2 separate regions of the Homo sapiens genome follow, and region 1 is linked to region 2. The links are chromatin contacts, found by Hi-C or POLR2A ChIA-PET in ENCODE. All regions are on one chromosome and are shown on one strand. Each heading gives the region's core, a stretch centred on a gene start or an enhancer-like site at or near the end of the contact. The rest is flanking DNA. Distances are from core to core; before and after follow the strand shown. Region 1 overlaps GLS (glutaminase). Region 2 has its middle 71 kb from the start of GLS.

What was found. A loop is a pair of places that touch in the nucleus more often than their neighbours do. ChIA-PET counts read pairs that join two places held with the same protein, here RNA polymerase II (POLR2A). Pooled maps may share reads with other maps.
Region 1: a map of Caco-2 shows a loop between it and region 2 (6-fold over the local background). The contact joins two enhancer-like sites. A Hi-C loop is called at or near these places in 1 of 168 maps with a recorded cell type or tissue (Caco-2) and 3 of 50 pooled maps. POLR2A ChIA-PET finds 5 or more read pairs at or near these places in 4 of 52 experiments (BJ, OCI-LY7, PC-3 and 1 more).

Annotation. Positions count from the first base shown.
Region 1 is chr2:190,946,184-190,949,523 of GRCh38, forward strand. The region is part of intron 14 of GLS (glutaminase); the gene reads left to right. Among named protein-coding and RNA genes, the nearest start is that of STAT1, 66 kb to the right of the region's middle. Within about 2 kb of position 1,793, at least 14 of the 41 ENCODE cell types and tissues checked have a DNase peak (open chromatin) inside an H3K27ac peak, as active enhancers do.
Region 2 is chr2:190,807,580-190,811,338 of GRCh38, forward strand. No RefSeq gene overlaps it. Among named protein-coding and RNA genes, the nearest start is that of GLS, 71 kb to the right of the region's middle. Within about 2 kb of position 2,397, at least 3 of the 41 ENCODE cell types and tissues checked have a DNase peak (open chromatin) inside an H3K27ac peak, as active enhancers do.

The DNA of each region.
Region 1 (3,340 bases), core at 543-3,042, 140 kb after region 2:
CCTTGGGCAAGGTGATTAATTTACATATGATGGCAACTTAAAATTTTTCTTTAGCCACAGTATAATAGGTAGTATGCCTCAATTTGACCTTAAGAAAATATAAAAGCAGGCTGAAAGCTTATTTTCATTTAAAGACTATAATCTGCCAAGTTGGAGTGAAGCCTTTAAAACAAAATTGGATCTGGAGTCATGATGGTTTATTTAACAGTTGAAGAAAAGTATCTATTCCATGACAACAGATACTGTACTGAGCTGGAAATGAGAGCAGCTTATCTCAAACTAGAGGTGGTAGAAACAGAAGGATGTTTTTTCAGTTACCTGCTTTTTTTTTTCATTATAGCAGTTCCAAACAGGCTGAATTCATGTTTATATGAAGACAGAAACTAAAGATGAAAAACAGAGGAAATTTTGGTTTGGCAGTTGGTAATGGAGTTAGAAATTAAATAGTTGAAGTAAAGTGTAAAACCAGTGAACCAATTTTTCCTCCGTCTCTCCCTCCCTCCATCTTCTCCCTTTCTTCCTTTTCTCCCCTCCCGCTTTGGTCCCATCTAGGCTTCCTTCCAATATTGAGTAAAGAACTTTTATGGATTAGAGCTAAATTGATATTTAATCCGTTGGTTTCCTTCTGTGCTTTGGATAACAATCTGAGATCTATTAAGGACTCACATCATCATGGTCTAGTTGTACAGAATTGGGAATCCAGATACCTGAGTTCTACTCAAGCTCCATCACTAATTCATATGCTGTGTGACCTTGAGCCAGGGTCCTTAATCTCAGTGGTAGTAATAAATAAAATATATCTATCAACATATTTTATAACCAGCCTGTCAGGGATTTTTAAAAACAACTATAACTGTTTAAAATGTTGAATGTTTTAGGGTCATCCACTATATAAATACAGAGTAATGTGAGTATATAATTCTAATAATTGCTACTTACTCATAAGTACAGAATTATTAGGGCATTTACAGAAGTCACACAACTCAACCTTTAAACAAGCTCAAACTGAGTAGGATAATGATAGGATTAAAGACTTAGGAATGCCATGTTTTAGATGTGTAAAACTGATACACTCCCCACCTGCTTCTAGCTGTTTTGGAAAAAAGTGAGATTTGCTATGCCAAGCATGCCAGTGTTAAGTGAACTCATGTGAACTGTAACATTTTTTGTCCCACTGTTGTCATGACTTTGTACAAATAAACTAAGATAAGATTGTCTGGTTCGGGCAGATTCTGATAAAGAGACTTGATAAGAAAAATGCAGTAGTGCTGGAAAATCTACAAGATGAAGGGGAAACTGTTAACAGTTAATTTATAAATTTTAATGGCTCTCTGCCCAGGTGCAGTGTCTCTTTGCCATGGGGAGGTATACATTAAACATCAGAGCCCTTAATTTAATAGCTATTATTGCGGCTGTGTATAGTCTGTTTCTTTATAGTAAGGAATTATTTATCAAAACATAGCTTCCATGCCTCTGGCATTTACTGTTAACCCATTATTTTCTGGACTTTGGCCTCCTTGACAGGTATTTTAAAATCAATGTAACTCAAGTATCCAGTGGGGAAATAGGGGAATGAGCTTTGATCAATGGTTAGCACACCTACATCCTTTGCAAGTATTGGTGTGGAGGTGGATGACTGATCTTCTAGAGTGCCCCTCTCCTTCAGTTTGTTTGCTATGATAGGCATTCCAGAGGGTGTGTCAGCTTAGTTGGAAATACTCGTGGCGCTCTTTAACAGACCAGGAAGCAGACTGTCCCTAAATGAAATACTCCATCTGTTGTCTCAAAAGTGTTAAACTAGTTTCATTTTCTTTTGTGGCATTCTACCCACAGCTCATTTCATAATTTATGTAAACTTAAAAGTATAGGGGGCTGTTGATGCTAGAAAGAAGAGGAATTTGTGGTTTTGCTTTTAAATAGTGCCTGTGCATGGGCTGCCTCCTAGTGCTTTTCTGTTTTGGAGAGAATTACACTCACTTTGTGTTCAAGCACCTATCTTCTGGTTTGGACTAAATCCAGCTCCATAGCTAGCCTTTTGTTTTCATGGGAAGAATACCAAACTTCCATGTTAGTCTTTAATAATTTTGTTAAGGCGAGCTAGTGTTTTTCCCTTCTGATTAGTTACAAAGCCTTTGTACATTAAAGTTTCCTGATTTTTTTTTCTCATGCTTTTGAATAACAATATACTCTGAATAAACCAAGTATATTCTAAAATCTTCTATTTTGGGCCTTATTAATAAGAAATGGACTTTTAGAACGTTTGAAATGTTGAATAATGAAGTGACTAAGTGCTACACACATACTATAATAAAATCTCTTCAAACGAGCATGGTCTAAATTCAAAATTTTAAAGGGGAATGTGTAGTTCTTATATCCAGTCACTGAAACAGATGAGGCTTTATTGCTTAGAAGTACCAACATAGTTTTAAAAATAATAACTGGGTAATTAATATATTAATGGTATATACAGGGGAATTTGGATTTTTCTTAGTGGTGGGGGAAGTAAGACACACAAATGCTCCATGTGGTCATGTGTTATAGTGCCATAGTGCAGCAAAGGTAGACGGAGATTACTTTTGATTTAAGAGATTGGAGCAGAGTTCACAGGAATGGGTAAGAATAACATATCAGTGAGAAATGGGTGGGGAAAAATGATTTCAGGAGAATAGTATGCACTGTGGGAGGAAGCAGGAGGTAGATCCAGGGTTGTGGTGGGAGTGGAGGTATCTAATTGACTCTGTCCCTAGCACATGCTGTCACAGGGCACTGTGTGGGCAGCTGGCAATAAGCTACATAGATAATGAATGCTGGGCTGGGATGGCCTGGGGAAGACTGACAGCAAGGAAGGGACTTTCGGGCTAGTCTTTGAGGGAAGGGAAGGATTTGATTAGGAATCTGGGTGTTCTTAAGAGCATAGACACCAAGACAAAAACAAGGGCAGTAAGACCAATTTTGCTCTATTGAGGTTGAGAAGAAAAATTAAGTTAGCTGGACTGAAGAACCTTGAATACAAGGCTGAAGAACTTAAATGTTATCAGGAATGATTTTGGGTTTCTTGATACTCCGCTGCTTAGAAACCTGTAGTGATTAGAGCAATGTTTTGAGAATATGATTAGAAGTATGTGGAGAGGTTTTGGAGGGTGGAAGAAGGACCAGAAGCAGAGGCATCAGTTAATGATTGAATAAATCTTGTAATGATATTCAAAGATGTAAAAGTTAAGGTAGATGGGCTGGGCACAGGGGCTCACACCTGTAATCCCTACACTTTGGGAGGCTGAGGCAGGCAGATCGCTTGAGGTCGGGAGTTTGGGACCAGCCTGGCCAACCTAGTGAAACCCCG
Region 2 (3,759 bases), core at 1,147-3,646:
ACAAACTATGTCTTCTGTTACAAACAACTTTATGGCAGGGTGTGCTCAAGCTTCCAGCTCTCATCACTAATGATGCCAATGGAGAGTCCATGGATAAAATCTAGGCAATAACCAGTATTGGTAAATCATGATAGTATAATATGATGATGCATCTGATTTAATCAGCCAAGAACATCCTAAAGACAGTATTCCTAGATTTAAATAGAATAGAATGCCTTTCACATGCTGTTTCCTGTCTTTACACTTCCCTTCTCTGCATGATGAAATTTTGCTCATCTTTCAAGAGTCCTCAGGCCTTTGATAGCTGTATGCTTCAGTGAATTAGAAAAGATCATGTATCATCTCCTCTGTGAAACTTGTCTTTTTTCACAATCTGCCTGCATATAATACATAGATAAACAGACACAGACACACACACTGCAGCAGGTCTAAATGGTCCCTGCCTGTTGTTCCAGAGTACTTTGTGCGCATGCTTCTGTTACCACATTAACTCATATGATAGTTTTCACAGATTGAGCTGCTTGAGGACAAGGGTCATGTGTTCATCTTTGGGTTGTACACCACCTTGAATGAATGAAAGGACAAAAGTCTTTATAGAGTCATCACTGCTGCCCATTTCTCTGCCTCACTTGGTTGTAGAAGCCACTTACATCCAAGTTCCAATGACTGGGCTGCGGACAGATGAAGAATAACAGTGTGTGTGTAACAGGGAAAGACAAAGCATGGAGGGAGAAAAGGGAGTAACAAATCAGTAGGAATAGTGTTCCAAGGGATCTATGATGAGCTTCGCCATGCTGTACCTTCTCCCTCCACCCTTAGCCCTCATCTTCCCTAACCCTAAGAGACAAACTGTCTCACAGTTGAGGCGTTGGCTTTGTTCCACTTGTGCATACTGCCCATGGACAGCAGTGATGGTCACAGAGGACTCAAGTGCTGATAATGATGGTTTAGGTGGCAGTGAAGAAAAAAACTATACAATTGTCCGTAAACCAATGCATATTTGTATATGAAGCCTGTCACTTAGGTCCAATTCCAAATACCTGGCCTTTCTGGACATTCTCTTTTACTGGCTTAAAGTAGGTATGAGGGATTTTCCCATGACCATGTTCCAGAAAGAACAGTCACCCCTCCTGGGACCTCCTGAGAGAAGCACCATCAACAGACTACTGCAGCCTCAAAGAGCTACTTCATCTTTAAACTCCTACAGCACTTACTGGCATGGTCTAGTCCTGTTAGATAGTATCTTGATTCATTGTTCCATTTGCATTGGGTCTCCTGATTGGACTGTAAGCCCCCTGAGGTTAAGAGCCATATCTAATGCTTCCCTCCAGAGCTCCTAGGACAACAGAGTAGAGTGAGGGTCTTAGAATAATATATATTCTGACATTGGTTAACTGAAAAACAAATACTCAATTTATTTTTTATATTATTTCATATATGACATTATTTTATATTATTATATCTTTTTTTTCCCATCCATTCTCACATCTTTCATGCCCATTGCCTCTTTTTTCCTATACCCCATTCCTCTTTCACAGGGCATTATCTTCCAAAGAGTCCTAATGACCCAGCTCTGCCACAGCCACCATGGTAAGTGAAGTCCAGTGCAGAACAAGGTAAACAGACACAATCCTGCCCTGGAGAGACTGTCATACTGAGTAGACCCACAGTCAGAGGACACAGAGAGGAGAGGAAGCAATAAACAAAAATTCCATTGAGCTGGTAGGGTCATAAAGTGTGTTGCAACCATACTTCAAACAAGGTCAGCCCAGAACTAACAGAAACTCTATGATTAGCACCATCTCCTTCACTTCCTAATTGCAAACACGAAAGACACATTCCTTCTCTATTTGTGCTCTGGCCTGGTAAGAATGGGAAAGCAACTTAAACCCATTTGAGGTTATAATTGCTTTTTTTTTTATGTTTACAAATCTTATTTTATCAAGTAGTCAGTTGTTCAGGCCGAGAGAGTGTAGGACAAATTTTTCTTTCAGCGTGAACACGTGAAGTACACGTGAGGTCTGTAGGGTATGGAGGAGGCCTCAGGGGATGAATCATGTGGTCTAAGGTCCACAACTAGGAGGTTGTTCAGGGCAAATTGCAGAGTGAGAGAACTGCAGGCAGGAGAAGATTTCAAATATTCCAGTCCCCACTTCAGAAAATGGCATCTCTGTATTTTCAGTGAGTTCAAGCTGAAAACCTTGCACTTTTGATTTATCTCTCCTGTCACATCCCCATTTAATCTAATGGCACATCTTGCTGGTTTGGGGGAAAATTCTTCCAAAATATATCTAGTATCTCCAGTTTCCACCACTCTAGTGCCACCCAGGTAATCTATGCCAGCCCCCAGTCCCATTAGAACTTCTGCAGTAGCCTCTACCTTGGTCTCTCTGCCACCCCCTTCCACCTCCACATAGCAGCCAAAATGATGTTGGCAAAGCATGAGTCATGTATCATTTAAGGTAATAGTAGCTACTGTAACAAGGAAATCCCCACATTTGAATAATACACATTTTGTGTTCCATTTTTTATTGCTCAGGGAATAGTTCATGTGGGGACTCCTTGTCAATGCCAGGCTGGGAGAGGGAGAGCCCAGTCATCTTAATACATGGAATCAACACCCAGCTGGTAGAAGGGCGGAGAGAACATGAAGCAGGCATATCTGCTCCTTCAATACCTCTGCCCAAAAGTCACCCATAAATCACTTCTGCTCTCCTTCCAATGGCCAGAATTCATCTATGACATCTCTAGATGCAAGGAAGTGCGCTGGCTGGGCAGCTGCTTCCCTACAACAACTTCACAGCTTCACAACTCCACAATTCTATAACTCTACAACTCCAAAATTCCACAACTCTACAACTCTTTAGTGACAGCTGCCATCTGTTCAAATGTGAGGTGGGTCTTATCGCTCGCCTGCTTACCACTGTCCAAGAGCTTCCCATCTAACTAAATAAAAAATTAAAATCCCAGCACTTTGGGGGGCTGAGGCGGGAGAATTGCTTGAGCCCAGGAGTTTGAGACCAGCCTGGGCAACACAGGGAGACCACCCCCTAACACAAAAGTTAGTCGGGTGTGGTGGCATGCATTTGTAGTCCCAGCTACTTGGGAGACTGAAGTGGGAGAAATGCTTGAGCCCAGGAAGTCAAGGCTGCAGTGAGCTGTGATTGTCACTGCATTCCGCCTGGGTGACACAGTGCAACCCTCTCAAAAAAGAAAGAAAAAGAGAGAAAGGAAAGGAAAGGAAAGGAAAGGAAAGGAAAGGAAAGGAAAGGAAAGGAAAGGCAAAAGGCAAAAGGAATGGCAAAAGGCAAAAGGAAAGGAAAAGAAGAAAAGAGATCCAAAATCCGAAGCCTCCGGACCTCATACCACCCTCCTGGGCTCATTGTGCTCCAGCCTCTCTCACCCTTTTTCTGATCCTTGCTTATTCCCACCTCAGCAGTTGCTGTTTTCTCTGCCTTGAATATTCTTTCACCAGATCCCTTTTCATCAGGTAAGTAGATAGAAAATGGGACCCAGGAATTTGCACTTTAACAGGCACCCAGTGACCCTGGTGCCGACGGTCAGTGGTCTATACTTTGAGAAGCACTGGTACAGTGGTTAAGAATGTGGACTATGGGATCAGAGGGCTTGGGTTCAAATATTATGAACCCAAAGACTTGCCGAATCTCTAACTTTGGGTACTTTATTTGCCCTCTCTAATGCTCGATTTCCTCACCCATGAAATAGAGATAACAACAGAAATCACTTGGTTGCCGTAAG